2 separate regions of the Homo sapiens genome follow, and region 2 is linked to region 1. A link is an interaction called in ENCODE POLR2A ChIA-PET data of the cell type or tissue named here. Cell type or tissue: Panc1. All regions are shown on one strand. Links, peaks and the distances in the headings refer to the core of each region. The heading gives the core; the rest is flanking DNA. Region 1 holds the start of LRFN1 (leucine rich repeat and fibronectin type III domain containing 1). Region 2 holds the start of CCNP (cyclin P).

Region 1 (9,401 bases), core at 2,013-6,012:
CCCTCCGCCCTCTATGGGCACTTGGCCTGGCATATGGACACACTGTGTCCAGGGACCCCAGGCGGGACCCCAGTATACCAGAGGTCATGCCACATGGGCCTCAAACCCACTGAACCCAAGAGTAGGGACAGCCTTGTGCCAGGGCACAGACACATGTGTCTTTCACATACATGTCTGAACATACACAACCCCCAGAGACCAACACCAAAACACAAACAGACTCACAACATAGATGGATACATACCCTCAAGGTTGACACACCTGCATGCAACAATACATGTACAACACTGACTCTGCCATGCAAGTTCACACACACAAATGCACAGATACAACAGAGAAACTCATGTGCCCCCTAACAGACAACCAGGTACATGCATTTACAACAGATCTACCTTGCACACTCACCAGCACACAGGGGCACACACATCTAACAAACACACACACACCTGTGCAAACATACACAAGTGCACACTCTTAAATGCCTAGACACACTCATACTTCACACATCTCCATGTTGCAAAGTTGATACAGCACCACGCTAACAGATACATACCTCACACACACACACACACACACAAAACCACAAGCATACAGATACGAGGCTGATCCACACTGGAACACGCACACAGGCACAAAAAGATCCACCTTTGCAGACACGCCAAGATGTTCACTCATAACAGACACATGCTCACACAACAGTCCTGTGATTTACACACTTCCAAATGCATAGAAAATACTGAACCACAGTAGCACAGTCAGTAGACAGGCCCAGATTCACACTCACACAGTCTTGGACACACATTCCTCCCAGCCCTGAGGCACCCCCCCACCACCCCACCTACTTACTTCCCAGGCCCAAGAAATCCTAACATCCCTGCAGCACATTCAGCATCCTGCCCTCCACACCCCCAAAAAACCAGGGCAAAAGCCAGGCCAGAGGTCAGAGTTCAGCAGGTGGAAACTCAAGAGGATTTGGGGGTTTGAGTCCTAGATCACCGTTTCAAGGAGATCCTCCCACCAGCAGCCCCAAAGGTTCCCCAGCCTGGCCATCAGGATGGAGGTAACTCTGGCTCCGTCTGCAGATGTCTGGCCGGTGGGGGAATTAGGGTGGAGTGGGTGGGGAAGGGCCGGGTCTTCGCCCCCCAACCCCCACCTCAGGGCCCATCTGTCCATTTCTCGGCCTCTCATCCCCCCTCCATCTGTCCACCTCCTGGCCGCCCATCCCCCCCCCGCAACCACCGGGAAGGGGAAGACATGGCCGCTTCCCCCAGGACCGCTAAGGACCCCCCAGTTGACATGGACCGAGGGAGCGGCGAACTCCCCTCCCCCAAATCCACACCGAGGCCTGGGCGCCGAGCCTCAGCCCCCAAGCCAGCAACCTGCCGTGGACTCACAGATACACACCCTCGGAGACATACAACCCGCAGACACACACACACACACACACACACACACACACACACAAATGGACACCCGAGCGGGCACACCCGGCTCCACAGACCCGGGGATGGACATCCAACCCGGACACAAACACCCAGAGCAGCTAGTCGCGCACGCACATGGGCTTGGGGGGGACCCACACCTGGGCACACAACCCACGCACACACACACCTGCACACAGCCCCTCCGATGGGCGCGCGACAGCGCCCAGACACACAGCCGGAGGGGCGGCCGCTCGGGGGGACACGCGTGCACAGCCGGACACGCCGGCCGGGCTCGACACCCCGCGCACACCCGATGGCCACACGGGCAGGGCGCCGCACACGCCGGCACCGGGCACACATAGGGCCGCGCGGGCGCACGCCGGGCCCGCCGCAGCGCCACGGACACACACTCGCACGCTCGCACGCTCACACCCGCGCACACACCCGCGCCCCCGCCCGCCGCTCCCGGGCCGCTGCAGGCCGCGCTCACCCAGCCCGGGGGGGCCCCGGGCCCGGCCCCGCCGCCGCTGCCTCGCTCCGCGCCATGGTGGGGGGAGGGCCGGGGGAGGGGGCGCGGTGCCGCGGGGCCGCCTCCCTCCCGCCTCCCGCCCTCCCTCCCGAGCCGCAGCCGAGCTCCGCCCTCCGCGCCGCCCGCCGCCACCGCCGCCGCAAGGGGGGAGGGGGCGCCGACTGGTGGGGGCGGCCGGGCGGGGCGGTCGCACACCCGGGATCCCCGCCCCGAACCCGCCGCAGACCCCTCTCCACTGCCGAGCCGCCGCGGGCCCGCCCCCGACCCTTCCCCAGCCCCACCCCCAGCCCCGCCGGCCTCCCCGGAGACCCCCCCAGACCACGCCCCAACTGGCCTAGGGACCCCGGATCTCCCTACAGAGACCTCCCATCACGTCCTAATACCCAGGGGGACCTCGGATCAGGCCTCACCTCTTTTGAGAACCCAGGCGATGTTCTAGGGCCACCCAGGACCACAAATCATGCCCTGCTCTCCTGCTTGACCTCAGACTATGACCCACACACTGTCAGGAACCCCAGACCATGCCCCCAAACCCAGAAGAATCCCAGATCATATCCCAGCATCCAAGGGGATCCAGACCACCCCACCAGCAACCCTAAATCATATCCCAACATTCAGATAGACCCCCAGACCACACCCCTTCCCTCACGGACCCCAAATCATACCCTAACATCGGGGGAGACTTCAGACCATATGTCAGCCAAATCCCAGATGGTGCCTGACTCCCTTTGGGGACCCAAACCACATTCTACAGCCACCAGAACCACAAATCATATTCCACTCCTTCTTGGGGACCCCCAGCCATGTCCTTCTACCCTCAAGGACCCTAACCCATTCCCTTACCCCCAGTATGAACTCCAAACCATGCCTAACTTCTAGGGGGCCCTAAAATGTCTCTTATCCCTATGGAAGACCCTTAAACTTTCCCCATGAACCCCATTAGACCCCAAACCATCTTCCACCCCTTTGACCTTACACCTTTCTCTCTCCTTCTCCTCCAAGACATCCTTTGGTTTCCAAAACTCCCCAATTAGCCCCAATTTTTTCCCACCCCCTACTAGTCCTGCCCCCTTGAGGACCCTGCCTCCTTCTTGCTCCAGTTCTTTCTCTTGGACCCTGAAAGTCCCCCCTCCCTGTGACTTCCATAGAGCCCAGAATGCCTTGCTCCTTCCTAGTTCAGACCCCTTTGCCCATCCCCTGTCCCATAGCTGAACCCCACCCCTTCCCTCAAACCCCACTGAGTATCTCAGGCCACTCTCCTTCTCTTTCTGAGATATTCACAGGGTCCCTAAACCCAGCAACTTCTCCCCTAAAAATCTGTGTTGTTTCATGCAGTGCCCCAGATTCCTGGGGTCTCAAACCCTTCTCGTTTTGGATCCCACTGTACAGAGGTCCTCCTCTAAACCCCTTTCCTAATTTTTTTTTTTTTTTAGACAAAGTCTCACTCTGTCACCCAGGCTGGAGTAGAGTGGCACGATCTCGGCTCACTGCAACCTCCACCTCCCAGGTTCAAGCAATTCTCCTGCCTCAGCCTCCCTAGTAGCTGGGATTACAGGTGTGCGCCACCACGCCCGGCTAATTTTTCTTTTCTTTTTCTTTTTTCTTTTCTTTTTTTTTTTTTTTTTGAGACAGAGTCTTGCTCTGTTGCCCAGGCTGGAGTGCACTGGCATGGTCTCCGCTCACCGCAACCTCTGCTTCCCGGGTTCAAGCAATTCTCCTGCCTCAGCCTTCCGAGTAGCTGGGACTACAGGCATGTCCCACCATGCCTGGCTACTTTTTGTATTTTTAGTGGAGACAGGGTTTTGTCATGTTGGCCAGGCTGGTCTCGAACTCTTGGCCTCAAGTGATCCGCCCGCCTCAGCCTCCCAAAGTGCTGGGATTACAGGCATGAGCCACCGCACCCAGTCTAATTTTTCTTTCTTTCTTTTTTTTTATTTGTTTGTTTTTGAGTCAGAGTCTCACTCCATCACCCAGGCAGGAGTGCACTGGTGTGATCACAGCTCACTGCAGCCTGGACCTCCTGGGCTCAAGTGTTCCTCCCATCTCAGCCTCCTCAGTAGCTGTTTTGTTTTTGGTTTTGTTTTAGTTTTTTTATAAATGGAGTCTCACTATGTTGCCCAGGCTGGTCTTGAACTCCTGACCACGGTGGTCATGAGCTACTGTGCCTGGCCTAAATTATTTACATGAAGCCCGCCCTATCCCCCAGATCAAGCTCAGCTCTGCAGATAACTCCTTCTGGTGAACCTTAACCCCAAGCGCAACTCTGAGATGTCCCTGGGGACACTCACAATCCCCCTATTCTCCAGACTCCACCCTTCATCGCCACCACCCAGGCAGCATCCCCACCTCCCACCGTGGTTGCTAGTGCTCCCTGCTGGAGCTTGGGGGTAGGAATAACAACAACAACACAAGTGAACACATATACAGCACTATTTATGTGCCAGAAATGATTCTAAGGGTTTCACATCTATCACTTCATTCAATCTACACAACAGCCAAATGAAGAGGTCCTATTACCATCCCCATTTTATGGATAAGGGAAATAGAGGCACAGAGAGGTTTGGTCACTTGCCCAAGGTCACACAGATAGTATGTGGCAGAACAGGGTAGGGGTGATGGGGAAAGAGGGTGAGGGTAGGCCTGGGCTGGACAGGAGTAGAAAAGAGAGGGAGAGAAAAAAAGATAATAATAAGAGAGACAGATGGAAGAAGAAAGAAGCTGAAACCGAGGGAGATATGCCTTATTCATAGAGCCAATCTGGCCCTGTGAGCTCTGGTCCCAGCTGACCCTATTTCCAACGACTCTCCTCTTCTGTTCCAGCTTCTTCTTCTTCTTTTTTTTTTTTTTCTTTTTTTTTTTAGAAATGGGGGTCTCACTATGTTGCCCAGGCTGGTCTGGAACTCCTGGGATCAAGTGATCCTCCCGCCTCAGCCTCCCAAAGTGCTGGGTTTACAGGCGTGCACCACCACTCCTGGCCCCTCTTTCAGTTTTAACAATGACTTTTCTTTTCTTTTTTGAGACAGGGCCTCACTCTGTCACCCAGGCTGGAGTGCAGTGGCATGATCTCGGCTTACTGCAACCTCTGCCTCCCAGGCTCAAGCGATTCTCCTACCTCAGCCTGAGTAGCTGGGACCACAGGCGCCCACCACCACACCCGGCTAATTTTTGTATTTTTAGTAGAGACAGGGTTTTGCCATGTTGGTCAAGCTGGTCTCGAACTCCTGACCTCAAGTGATCCGCCCACCTCAGTCTCCCAAAGTGCTGGGATTACAGGTGTGAGCCACCGCATCCGACCCCTTGTTCAGCTTCTACGATGACTTTCCTATTCCTCCAACACACCAGCCCACAGCAGCAGCCCCTGAGCATATGCACTCTTCTCCCCTTTCCATGGCTGCTGGTTCTTTCTTTTCATGATGGTCTTAAATGTAATCTCTTCAAAGAGACCTTCCTTTTCCATCCCCAATTTACACACACCATCCCTACCTGGGCCCCCAACCAGCAGTCTGATGTTACTTTGAAATAGAAGAAGAAGGAGAAGGAGAGAAGAAAGGAAGAAGAAGGAGGAGGAGGAGGAGGAGGAGGGGAGGAAGAGGAGGAGGAAGAAGAGAAAAGAAAAGAGAGAAGAAAAGAAAGGAAGAGGAAGAAGAAGGAGGAGGAGGAAGAAGAAAGGAGGAAGAAGAGGAGGAAGAAGAGGAAGAGGAGGAGAAGGAGGAGGAAGAAGGGTGGCTGGATGGATATATGATGAAGTAATACCTTGACGTGTCAGTGGTGGCATCTAAGTGATGGGTATATGAGTGTTCACTATAAAATTATTTCAACTCAGGCTGGGCGTGGTGGCTCACATCTGCAATCTCAGCATTTTGGGAGGCCGAGGAGGGAGGATCAGTTGAGCCCAGGAGTTCAAGACCAGCCGGGCAACATAGCGAGACCCCATCTCTAATAAACTTTTATATAAATATATATATAGATATATATATAATACACACACACACACACATATATATATAATTATTTCAACTTGGCTGCATGTTTGAAATGTTTCATAGTAAATGTTAGGGAGTGGGGAAGCAGGACTCTTCTGGCGGCAACAAACAGCCCCACCAGGTGCCACCATTTCTATCTAGCACATCACCTTATTTATTTCCCTTATAGTATTTATCACTCTCTTTATTTTTATTTTAAAAGGAAAAAAGAGATGAGGTCTTGCTGTGTTGCCCAGGTTGGTCTCGAACTCCTGGGCTCAAGCCATCCTCCTGCCTTGGCCTCCCAAAGTGCTGGGATTACAGGCGTGAACCACTGCGCCTGGCTCTTGTCACCCTCTTATTTTGTTTACTTGTTTACCTATTTATTGTTATTTATTTACTGTCTAGTCATTGAAATATAAGCCTCCCAAGGGAAGTGGCACGGACACCAACATCTTCCAGTGCCCAGAATAGTGACTGCCACCCAGGAACTCAGTAAACGTGCTTTTCTTAAAGACAGGGTCTCCCTCTGTCACCCAGGCTGGAGTGCAGTGGCGTGATCATGGCTCACTGCAGCCTCGACCTCCCCAGGCTCAGGTGATCCTCCCACTTCAGCCTCCCAACTACAGGCACGCACCCCCACACCCAGCTAATTTTTTATTTTTTGTAGAGAAGCGGTCTCATTATGTTGTCCAGGCTGGTCGCACACTCTCGGCCTCTAAGATTTCCAGCCTCGGCCCCCCAAAATGTAGGGATTACAAGGTGTGAGCCACTGCACCTAGACAACATGTGTTCTTTTTATTTTATTTTTATTTATTTATGTATTTATTTATTTTGGAGACGGAGTTTTGCTCTTGTTGTCCAGGCTGGAGTGCAATGGAGCGATCTCGGCTCACTGCAACCTCTGCCTCTCCGGCTCAAGTGAATTCTCCGGCCTCAGCCTCCCGAGTAGCTGGGATTACAGGCACGTACCACCACGCCCAGCTATTTTTTTGTATTTTTAGTAGAGATGGGGTTTCACCATGTTGACCAGGCTGGTCTCGAACTCCTGACCTTAGGTGATCCTCTGGGATTACAGGCGTGAGCCACCGTGCCTGGCCCAACATGTGTTCTCAAATGCGTCTTGGGAGAGGACTGGGGATCTAGTCTGGCTCCAGACTCAGTTCAGGGACCACAGGAAGGAATAAATAACGACCTCTTAGCCCAGGTTCCCTAGAAGAAAAGGGTATACCCAGCAGCTGGAGAATGTCCCATAAGGTAAGGGAATGTGTGAGTTGGCCTGAAAAACGGGCAACAGGTTGAACTAGACATCTTAATTGTTTCCCTGGAGCCCTAATTCCTGCCCCAAACCTAATACAGACCCTCTACCAATCCCATTCTTCTGGCCCCGCCCCAAGCCTAGGCCCCACCCCCAGACTCTTAGGCCCTGCCCCAAAGCAAAAACTCCAGCCCTTTTAAAGCTAAGCAATGCCCATTCCGGCCCTTTCAAGGTTAGGAAGTCCCCCAAGTCTAGGGCACCGACTCAAAACTTAGGGAGCTTGGATCTGTGGGCGTTTATAGGATAGGTTGGTGGAACTAGAGGAGGCGGTCCCCAGTTTGTACTGCCTCTCCAGGGAATCTCCCCAAACCCGAAGACACGTCCCATTGTGCTGACTCCTCATTGGATAGTGCAGTCTGTTCTGGCCTCTCTGATTGGTCCTTCCACAATCCCTAGCTGTACTCCCTCTGCATTGGACTGCGCCTGTGAGCCACCCTTTCTGATTGGCCCCTGCTTTCCCATGCTTTGCTCCTGATCGGGCAAGTCCTTGTGCATGGCTCTTTCTGATTGGACCGTTTGTAATCACAAGCCTGGATGAAACAGAAGTTCCACTATGGAGGGTGGGAGTACCACCAAGGAGGACGAGGAGGAGGGGGGGGAGGGGGAGGGGGAGAGGGAAGGGGAGGGGAGGGGGAGGGGAGCGGGGAGGAGGAGGAGGTTCCCTAAGTCTCTTGCCTAAGAGAGAGTGTGGCCATTGACCCCCAAGATAGCCTGGGCTTAAAGAGTTCTAACTGTACAGACCACAGGTGCCTTTGGCTTCTATGCCTCAGATTTTTATCGTCTTTAAGTTGGAGAGAATAATAGTACCTTTTTCACGAGGTATTGCAATAATTAAATAAGCTAATGCCTATAAACTGCTTATAGAAGTACCTGGTACATAGGAAGCCCTCAAGAGGAGGGTCAGCTATTAGTATTCATTTGATCATGTAAGTGCATGACCTTGGATGAGTCCCTCTGCCTCTCTGACCTCTGCAGGCCAGGAGTTCCTTGTCCATTTAATTGAATGACCCCTCTTGTCTCCAGTCCTCCTCCTCCTCCATCTCCTGCCTTCAGGGACTGGGCCTGTGATCAGAGGGAGGGACAGAGAGATAGGGACAGGAAAACAGCACTAGTGGAGGGCAGAGGAGCTCAACCTAACCCTCCAGAGAATTTAGGGCAGGGTGAATTTTCTCTATGGACCAGTGTAGAGTGATTCTATCCCGAATCCCTCATGCAAAGGACTTGCCCTGATTGGGGGTGAGCGGGCAAGAGATAGGGTAGAGTGGGGTGGTAAGGGGATGGTGTGTTAAGGCTGGGAGGGCTTGGAGCTGGGCTTTTTGGACCCTATCCCCGGAAACACCAAGGTTGGGGGAACGGGCAGCCCAGGCCCAAGGTCACTATGTCTTTGTTACCATGGCAACAGCCACCTCTCTACCGGGAACCTGAAAAGGGGTGGGGGGAGGGAGTTCCCACGTCCCTGAAACCGGGGACAGAGAGGGGAACAATTAGAAACATGGAAGAGAAGCAGAGAGACAGAAAGGGTGTGATTCATCTCTGTGAAGACCTGCCCATCTCGGAATTCTCAGAGCCCGGTACATTGTGGGTACTTAATCAATGTCCCTCAGAGACAGACGCAGAAAGCCTGAGAAAGTTCGATGTCAAGAGATGCCAGAAAAAAGAAAAGAAGAATCTTCAGATGGGGGCAAGTGTCCCTTCCCTGTCTCCTCAATCTCACACCCCTGGGAGTCCACCGAGGGCCCAGGATCGACTTCAGCTTCCCCAGCCCTGGGTGTTCAGGCCTACCTGACCGTACAAACCATCCACCCCCCAGCAGCTCCTGAGATCCTGAAGCAATTACGTTCAAACCTCTTCGGCCTTTAAATTCTTCCTATCTAAGGGCTCAGCTGAGAAAAGTCGCATTCGGTGATGCCTCCTACCCCCCAGAGGTGGGGAGTGGGGGAGGAAACGGGCACTTTGCCTCCTTTATTCTCAGGGGTCCTTGTTCCCCTTGGGAGTGACCGCTCTGTAGATCCAGATATTTCCCCAATACCTCCAGGAGACCCAGGCCTCGCCCATCCGTCCCCCACCCCCCAAGGAAATCCTTCAGGCCCTTCCCTTTCTTTCTAAGAAAGAGGTATCCTCCTTCCCTCCCGGGACCCAGCTCGCATTCCTCTAGGTCAGCCCGCCCC
Region 2 (9,401 bases), core at 1,714-5,713, 900 kb after region 1:
CAGTCCTTAAGGGATCCCAGTTTTATCCCGCTGAATGACTCTTGGGGAAGCCCGCCATTGCCCCCTGGTGGAGGAGTTCAGAATTTGCATTTTATCTCCCAGCAACCATTAAAGGAAGTGGTGAGCACATCCAATCAGAGGGATGCGAGGCCTAGAAAGCGACCAATCAAAAGCGAGAGGGGACCGGAATTCGACCAATGAGGGCAGAGAGCGCTCAGAATAAAATAAATTCTTTTATTGAGATGAGAGACGGACACACACTGGGAGGGTTTTGTTTTTTGTTGTTGATTTTTTTGTGACTGAGTCCCAGTACTCAGGGAGGCTCAGACTGGAGGCGGCGGAGCAGGCAGGCGGCGGCAAGGCTGGTCCCCTGGCGCTGGGGCCGCGCATACTTGAGGAAGACTGCGGCGCGACCCGGCGCGGGACCTCGGAGCGCAGCGCGGGCCATGCACGGCTCGAGGGTGCCCAGTTCCTCGGGGCTGCAGCAGGGAGATGGAGAAACTGAGGCAGGGCAAGTGGTTGGAGATGACCCATCCTTGGAACTGGAGACTGGAGGCTGAGAAGAAGCGTCGATGTGGTTCCCCACGGACGGGTCGGGGGCTCTCTTGAGATCGGGCACGCGTCCCGTCTTCAACTGGAGTGACTAGGCGAGCACCGGGGAGAGGTGGACACCCTATTCTTCCTACAGGGCGCGGCTAGTGCGGAGTCAGAACACTCGAGGAAGCAAGGAGGGGAGCTGAGGATGGGCAGCCATCCTCTCTATGCTGGGTGCACAGGCTGAGGGAAACCATGGTTCGCCCTGCCACCTGGTAGCATGGTTAGCGGCCCTAGCAGCTAAAGGAACACCCCATCCACCACCAGATACAGAGATGGAGGACTCGAGGCCTGGGTGATCCTTCGTTCTCAGCCCTGGAAGGCAATAGGAGCATCTTCTGGGCCTGGGAGACTATCTTCCACTCTGGGGCAAGGTTAAGAGACCCCAGATCTGGACTAATGGGGTCCTCCCACCCCATTCTCTCCCACACCCAGAAAAATCAAGTCTAGGTGCCACCTCCTCCTCAATAATTGTCTCTCATTCTCCGAGACCGTAAAAATGACCAGGAAGGTAAGTCCCTGAAGCTGCGGTGACCCCATACACTTCCTCCGCCAAGACTACACCTGTAAAGTTCTGGCTGGAGCCTGGAGCCCGCCCCGTCGAGCAAGCGGTGCGCCAGGCTCAGAGCCGCAGCCGCACGACGACCCGGCTCCCATCCCGCCGCCTCGGCCTCCAGCAAAGACAGCTCCAGGAAGTAGGTGGCAAGTAACATCACCTGCAAGTGAGGCGGGGCGACTGTCAGGCCACGCCCCACTTCGCGCCGGCCACGCCCCCACCCCGCGTATTCACAAGGGCTCACCTGGGGGCTGCTCCCTGCCAGCGCGGCCAGCAGCCCGAGGCACAGCAGCGGGCCGGGGTGGTGCAGCCGGAAATCCAGGCGGCTCAGGATGCGACGCTCGGCGCGCAGCAGCTCCGCCCGTGAGAAGGAGTCCGCGCTCAGGAGGCAGAGGAAGGCGGGCTGCAGATGGGGGATGCGGGGGGAGGTGAAGGAGTCTTGGATCCGGGCTCTTTACTCCCTGCCCTGGAAAGGCCCCAAGTTCCGGACCTCAGTTTCCTGGTGTGTAAAATGGGGCCATTGACTTGTGTCTGGAAGTCGTAGAGAGCACGGGCTTGAGGGTCCTGGGTTCAAGACCTAGGTTCGAGTTCAAACCCCATCATCTGCTCACTGTGTGACATAGGACATTCACTTAAGCTCTCTGCCTCAGCTACCCCCCGCCCCCCGTAAAACAGATACTACTCCCTGCTTCACCAGGCAGTTCTGATAAGGCACTGAATTCATGCATGTTGACGGTAACTATTCAAGATGGACTAGTTTATATTATTTTTATTTACTTTTCTAAATTAGAGACGAGGTCACCTTGGCTCCCCAAAGTGATTTGTTTTGTTTTTTTTTGTTGTTGTTGTTTGTTTTTTTGGAGTGCAGTAGCGCGATCTCACCTCACAGCAACCTCCGCCTCCTGGGTTCAAGCAATTATCCTACTTCAGCCTCCTGAGTAGCTGGGCCTACAGGCGTGCACCACCACACCTGGCTAATTTTTATATTTTTAGTAGAGACAGGGTTTCACCATGTTGGTCAGGCTGGTCTCAAACTCCTGATCTCAAGTGATCTGCCGGTTTCAGCCTTCCAAGGTGCTGAGATTACAGGCGTGAGCCACCACCCCCAGCCTTAAGACAGACTATTCTAGACTGAGTCCAAGTTCCAACTGCTTGATTTGGGGCAAATGTCTTCCTCTCTCTGAGCCTCGGTCTCCTCTTCTGTTTAAGGGACACATTGACAGCCCCTCCCTCATACATGTTGGGAATCCCAGACTCAGCACGGTGCTTGGCACACAGTAGTCACTGAATCAGTTACTCCCCAAAGGACTCCATCCACCCTCCCAAACCCCACCCCGGAAGTACCTCGGGAAGCACGCACTCTTCCATTTTGCACGCCACAAACAGGCAAGCCACGCCCAGCAGCTGCAGGCGATGTAGACGCACGCGGCCAGCGCTCAGGTAGGAATCAAGCAGGTGAACCGCCAGATAAAGTGTGTCACCAGCCAGACCCAGGTACTCCTGAGGAGGGGCAAGGGTGACCACGGGGTCCTGGGCGGCGACGCAAACTCAGCCCCCCACACCCTTCCAGATACCTACGTGCACCTGGACCAGCCAGTCTACCACCAGGGCGCGCATCTCCGGGGTCACAGCGCGGGGCAGGGCTCTCAGGGGCAGCACGCGGCACACCTGGGGTTGGGGCAGGGACGCTTCACTCTCCACACCTGTGCCTCTGCCTTTCTCCTGAGCTCCAGCCCTGGATGCAGCAGCCTCCTCCAGTCAGTTGGACATCTTAGGCATGCCACACCCAAACTGGCCTCCAAATGAGCTCCTCTTACGTGTCCTCACCTAGAACTCTGGGCTTCGTTCCAGATGCCTCCATACCCACCTCTCCGCCACGTGGACTCCTGGGCGTCTCCCTCTAGGTTCCCAGACTTCACTTTTTTTTTTTTTTTTTGAGACAAAGTCACTCTGTTGCCCAGGCTGGAGTGCAATGGCGCAATCTTGGCTCACTGCAACATCCGCCTCCTGGGTTCAAGCGATTCTCCCGCCTCAGCCTCCCTAGTAGCTGGGATTACAGGCATGTGGCACCATGCCCGGCTAATTTTTATATTTTTGTAGAGACGGGGTTTCACCATGTTGACCAGACTGGTCTTGAACTCCTGACCTCAGGTGATCCGCCCACCTCAGCCTCCCAAAGTGCTGGGATTACAGGTATGAGCCACTGCACCCGGCCTCAGACTTCAACTCTTGACCACGAATCCTCAACCCCTCTGCCTCAGAGCACCCAGAAGCATCTTCCCAAAGAAAGATCTGACCAAGGAACTCCCCAGCTTAAAACCCTTCCATGGCTCCCAGTACCCTTGGAGAAAACTCTGATTTCTTTCAGGCTCTGCTCCAGCATCACCTCTTCCCTCTCTCTCCCCACAACCCATGCGTCAGCCACAGCTGCCTTCTTTTTAGCTCCTAGACTATACCAAGCCCATTCCTACCCCAGGCCCTTTGCACTTCCTGTTTCCTCTACAGAGAGGGTCCTTCCCCAGCCCCTTACTCGACCTTTCCGTCATTCAGCTAACATCTCCATGACTTTGTCTATACTCCTACCACCCGATCACTATCTCTTTGTCTCAGCATTTTCACTGTGAAGATGTCTCCCTGTGTGCTTTGTCTATTTGGCCGCTAGGCTGCCAGTCCCACGAGGGCAGGGACTTCTGCCCACAACACAAGTGTCTCTCAGGTCCTAACAGAGATCCTGGCCCAGGAGAGTCGCAGGCAAGACGTTCAACAAACTCCTCCCTTCAGTCTTCCTTCCGCAGCAACCCTCTCATAGGGATATCTGAAGGCTGGCGAGGCCAATGTTTTGGTTTGCGTGGCCTTTCCCTAGTTGTTCTATGTGTTTGCTCATCTCCCCAGAACGAGGCCAGCATTGCAGCATCTCCAGCACCTAAAACATTTGCTACTAAACCATTAAATATTTGTTAAACAAATAAATGTGGAGGACAAGTACAGGGGACCATAAACACCCCAGGAGGGACTGCAAAGAGCCCGGGGACGGTGGGAAAGGGCATTCCCAGCGGTAGAAACGGCGCTGTGTGAAAACAAAACAAAAGCCTGGACGTTGCAGGGAAGGAACGCCGGCTGCCAGTGATAGGGAGGAGAGGCTGGAGCGGTGGGAGTTCAGAGTGGTGTTGAGTGGGTGCCGGGCGGTGGGCCGGCGTCGCCCTCACCAGGGCAGGCGGCGGGTAGGCTCACCATGACTTCGGCGAAGATGTCCCCGGCGTACTCGCGTTCTCCCTGCAGCCCCAGCGCGCTCAGCGCCTCCTCCAGCCCCGGCGGCCTCGCCAGGCGTCTTGGGGAGACAGTGGGGCCCGCGGGGAAGCCGTCGGGGACTGCGGCGCTTGAAGGCTCTGCGTCGAGGGAGGCAGCGAGACTCTGCAAAGGAGAGGGCCTGGGGGCCCAGCGCCTAACGATAGGCCCGAGCCGGGAGCCGGACCCCTGGTCCCTGCCTCTCACCAGCATCCTCCAGGAGGGTGTTGCGGGCGAGGCCAAGCACCGACCCTTGCAGCTAGGGGAAGAGACGCGCGGCGGGCGCTTTAAAGGCCCCTGGGCGCGTGCGCACTGAGCCCGCCTCGCCCGGGCAGGTGCACAAAGGTGAGTGCCCCGCAGGCTGGCTCTGTCCTCTCGAAGCCCTCTAAGGTCGGACAGCTGGAGACAGATCCTCATCCTGCTGCCCGGAAGCAGCCCCTCTGGGCCTCGCTTTCCTGACCATAAAGTCGGGATGATTTCAAAATGTAGAATCAGGGTTTGCACCGTCAGAGGATGGATGTACAAACATAGATCGGAGGTTAGAATGACCCTTGTGGTGTCGGTGTCGCAATGGAATTGGAGATAAAATTGTGTGAACACATGGTTGTTTACATAGAAGTTAAGTGTTGTGTGGCCGGGTGTGGTGGCTCACTCCTGTAATCCCAGCACTTTGGGAGGCCGAGGCGGGCGGATCACGAGGTCAGGAGATGGAGACCATCCTGGCTAACACTGTGAAACCCCATCTCCACTAAAAATACAAAAAGTTAGCTGGGCGTGGTGCCGGGAGCCTGTAGTCCCAGCTACTCAGGAGGCTGAGGCAGGAGAATGGCATGAACCCTGGAGGCGGAACTTGCAGTGAGCGAGATTGGGCCACTGTACTCCAGCTTGGGCGACAGAGCGAGACTCCGTCTCAAAAAAAAAAAAATTTTTTTTAAAAAGTGGTGTGTATGCAAACATGTATTTCCTAGCTTAATCCACTGGGAGAGCTTAAGAGCAGCGACACCCCAATAGTGAGAAGCACCCCTAACATCCAAACCCTGGCCGCCACATCCCATTCTCCACTAAAAGGAACCAGGGCTACCTGGAGAAATGGCTGATCCCAGGGTCATACAAGAGAAGGTACAAGATCTGGAATATTTTTGTGTGGCAGAAAGTGTCCCAACAGCAGGGCAAGTCACATAGATGCAGAAGTCACTAGCTAAATCTAGAAAATGTGAGCATCAAGATGATAGTCATAGATCACAAACCACTGAATAAAATTAAAATACAAGTTTATTCTGATATAACTCAGGCAGTGGGAAAGAAAAGCTCTTCTAATCTTTAGAAAGTGAACTAATAAATGTGTTTTGTTTTCAGACAGGGTCTCGCTCTGTCACCCAGGCTGGAGTGCAGTGGTGTGAACACGGCTCACTGCAGCCTCAACCTCCTAGGCTCAAGTGATCCTCCCATCTCAGCCTCCCAAGTAGCTAGGACTACAGGTGTGCGCCATCATGCTTGGCTAATTTTTAAATTTTTCTGTAGAGACTGGGGTATCACTTTGTTGCCTAGGCTGGTTTTGAACTCCTGGGTTCAAGGAATCCTCCCACCTTGGCTTCCCAAAGTGCTAGGATTACAGGTGTGGGCCGCCATGACTGGCCGAACTAATAATGTAGAAGGTTGGAAAATCCTATTTGGCAACCACCACAGCATCGTTTCATGCAAGAAATATCAATAGATGTTCAAACTAGTGGGTGAACATCTGATAGGAATCGGGATATCTACAAAATGTCTCTACACAAGATGTTTATTAACTGTGTAAACCAAAAGGTATCTGAGATAGGTGTCAATCAATTTAGAAAGCTTATTTTGCCAAAGTTAAGGGTGTGCGTGTGACACGGCCTCAGGAGGTATTCGGGGCACAGCTTGGTTTTATACGTTTTATGGAGACATGAGACGTCCTCAATATGTGTAAGCTGTACATTGGTTCGGTCCGGAAAGGCAAGACAACTCGAAGCAGGGGAGGGGGCTTCCAGGTCATAGACAGGAGACAAACGGCTGCATTCTTTTGAGTTTGATTAGCCTTTTACTGAATGCACAATTTACAGGAAGAGCCATCCATGCCTAGTCTGGGTCAAACAATAGGACGGAGGAAGCCATCAGATATGCATTGGTCTCATGTGAGCACAGGGATGACTTTGAACTCTGCCTGTCTTCTGTCCACAAGGAATTTCCTTGCGGGCAAATGGAGAGACGTAAGTAGCTTTAAAAAAAAATATATATATATATATATATCTTTTAGGCCAGGCGCAGTGGCTCACGCCTGTAATCCCAGCACTTTGGGAAGGTGAGGCAGGCAGATCACTTGAGGTAAGTTCGAGACCAGCCTGGCCAACATAGTGAAACCCTGTCTCTACTAAAAATACAAAAATTAGCTGGGTGTGGTGGTGGGTGCCTGTAATCTCAGCTACTGGTGAGGCTGAGACAGGAGAATCACTTGAACCCTGGAGGCAGAGGTTGCAGAGAGCCAATATCGCACCATGGCACTCCAGCCTGGGCGATAGAGTGAGACTCCGTCTTAAAAAAAAGAGAAAAAAAAAAAGTGAGGCAACCAACCCTGGTTGAGGGAAAATAACTGCAAAATAACTGCCCTGTGAGTTTCACACCTGCCAACTGAATGCAACATGTGAGCCTGGTCATTAGCTAGGAATTTTTAACATACAAGGACATTAAGCGTGACCATTAGCGAACACTATAAAATCTGTACAGAAGAGCAGTTTCAATGTTAGCTTCCTGACCTTGGTAACTGGAGAGCAGTTATGTAGCAGAATGTTCTTTAGGACAGGTATACAATGTGGAGCGGGAGGTGGAGGGGTGAATTTAACATTCTGATCCCATTTTTGTCCGTTTTAAGTAAAATGCTATGACGAACCTGGCGAAGGGTATATTTTGTAATTCTTCTACATAACTTTTTTGAATAGATTGACAGTTCCCACCTACCCCACACCCAATTTCCCCAATGAACATCTCATATTAGTGTGCCCCATTTGTCACAATCCGTTAGACCAATATTCATCTATTAAGTCCATGCTTTATTCAAGCCTTCCTTTTTCCCTACGTTCTTTTTCTATTTCAGGAAACATTACATTTAGTCACCATGACTCTTTTGGTTGATCTTGGATGTGTCACTTTCTCAGAATTTTCTGATTAACCACCTTGGCAGACAAATCCCTCAACTGAGATCTGTCTGATGTCTGCTTCCTCTCAGTGAGGTGGTGTGTGTCTGCAAGAGGAGGATCAGAGGGAAAGTGCCATTCTATCACATTAAAGGGACACTGTGAAGGTGATTCATCAGCAGTGTTTGCCTCGATTGGCTGGATGATGTAGTGTTTGCCAGGGACCTTCACTGAAAAGTTACTTTTCCCCCTCTCCACACTGCACTCTTTGGAGGAGTCACTGCAGCCCACGCCTAAGAAGTGGGGGTTCCATAGCCCTCCTTGAAGGCTGTCTACAGAAATTACTTATGATTTTGTGTAGATTTGCATATTCTCCCCATTTTGCCACTTAGCAATAGACTTATTTCACATTTTAGGTGAAAACCCAATATTATGCTATTTATTTTGTTGTTCAAATTCTTTTCAGCTTTGGCCACTGGAAGCTTTCTGTTGGCTCCTGTGTCCCTGTGACTTAAGCATATCAGTGCGTGCTTTCAGGCACTGCAAGATGCCCCAGGCTCATCTTGTACATTTCCTGCCCCAGGCCTGGAATAATCTTAGTACAGCACTATTTTTGAAAGTTTTCTGCAAGTCTGCAATTATTTCAAAATTTAAAGTATCTGAATGGCTACACTTTTTTGGAAAGGTACTGGACATTAAAATCCTGGGATGTAGACAAACAAAAGCACCAGCACAGTACAGATGGATAGCTAGTTTATTACAGGACTGCTGGTAGCACCAAACGAAACCAAGTCAATTCCTGTTAACGGGGCAGCTGAAGCGGTTGAGGGGTCTACCCCATGGAACCCCAGGAAGCAGCTGGAAAGCCTGAGTTCCCCCCATGCAGCAGCTAAAAGGGAATCGCACTGCCGCCCCCGACTCCACACAACCATCAGTGCACGAGGGCAGCCCCCAGAGGCTTCACATTAACTGGAAAAGATTACACAAAAAGAGCAGGAAACTACCAATTTATGATGCCGTGTCCATTTGCAGAGAGGTAATCAGCACCAAAATGAGTACTCAAGGCCCTGCGACCTCGGGTGAATTTCCTTTCTTATACTCCTGCTTTGCTGTCTTTTTTAATAGCATGTATCATGTTTTTTTTTTTTTTATTTTTAGAGACACAGTCTCATTGTCCCAGGCTGCAGTGCAGTGCCGCAATCATAGCTCACTGCAGCCTCAAACTCCTGGGCTCAAGTGATCTTCCCACCTCACCTCAGCCTTCCAAGTTAGCTGGGATTGCAGGCATGCACCACCATGCCCAGCTAATTTTTGTATTTTTTGTAGAGATGAAGGTCTCCCTATGATGCCCAGGCTGGTCTCGAACCCCTGGCCTCAAGAGACCCGCCCGCCTCGGCCTCCCAAATTGCTGGGATTACAGGCATGAGCCACTGTGCCCAGTCACTGTTCTTTATATACAAAAAAGAATGTGTGAAATTTTTAAAATGTACATTGCAAAAGACGATTATTCTACTCAAAATTTATTTGGTAAGATTTTATTAAGACTCTAAGTTCAAACACCCTTCTTGGGAAAAGCTCTACAGGATAACCACACATGCTCAACTACGGGGCCAGCTGCTGCAGCTGTGGGACCCCATCCTGTGGAAGAGGAGAGAGGCACTAAAAAGATGAGGTAGCCAGGCCTGTGCCCACACTACGAGACCTGCATCACCATGGTGTGAGGAGCAGCAACGTGGGTCAACTCGGGGCTGGGACGAGATGGAAGAGTAAAAGGCCTTTCTTCATAGGCCTGCCTATTTTATGACCACCAGGGT

What was found. ChIA-PET counts read pairs that join two places held together with the same protein. Peaks named below come from ENCODE experiments on the same cell type or tissue, not always from the same donor. Only the 100,000 strongest peaks of a DNase experiment are listed, where the experiment ranks them.
Region 2: POLR2A ChIA-PET joins it to region 1 with 13 read pairs; 1 of 35 experiments calls an interaction of 5 or more read pairs at or near these places.

The regions. Positions count from the first base shown.
Region 1 is chr19:39,318,879-39,328,279 of GRCh38, forward strand. It overlaps LRFN1 (leucine rich repeat and fibronectin type III domain containing 1), which reads right to left and starts at 1,985. Exons shown (of 5, transcript NM_020862.2): 1 at 1,915-1,985. RefSeq lists a silencer at 1,574-1,833. In Panc1, for the core only: no CTCF peak of the experiment used is centred there; a DNase peak (open chromatin) is centred at 4,293; H3K4me3 peaks cover 649 bases; H3K27me3 peaks cover 625 bases.
Region 2 is chr19:40,221,994-40,231,394 of GRCh38, forward strand. It overlaps CCNP (cyclin P), which reads right to left and starts at 4,696. Exons shown (of 5, transcript NM_024877.4): 1 at 4,382-4,696; 2 at 2,729-2,818; 3 at 2,495-2,650; 4 at 1,395-1,553; 5 at 215-1,310. The coding sequence starts at 4,648. The coding sequence ends at 1,059. It overlaps AKT2 (AKT serine/threonine kinase 2), which reads right to left. Exons shown (of 14, transcript NM_001626.6): 14 at 8,324-9,401. RefSeq lists enhancers at 1,826-3,025, 4,530-5,083 and a silencer at 4,384-4,503. In Panc1, for the core only: no CTCF peak of the experiment used is centred there; DNase peaks (open chromatin) are centred at 4,031 and 5,640; H3K4me3 peaks cover 1,428 bases; H3K27ac peaks cover 574 bases; H3K27me3 peaks cover 1,076 bases.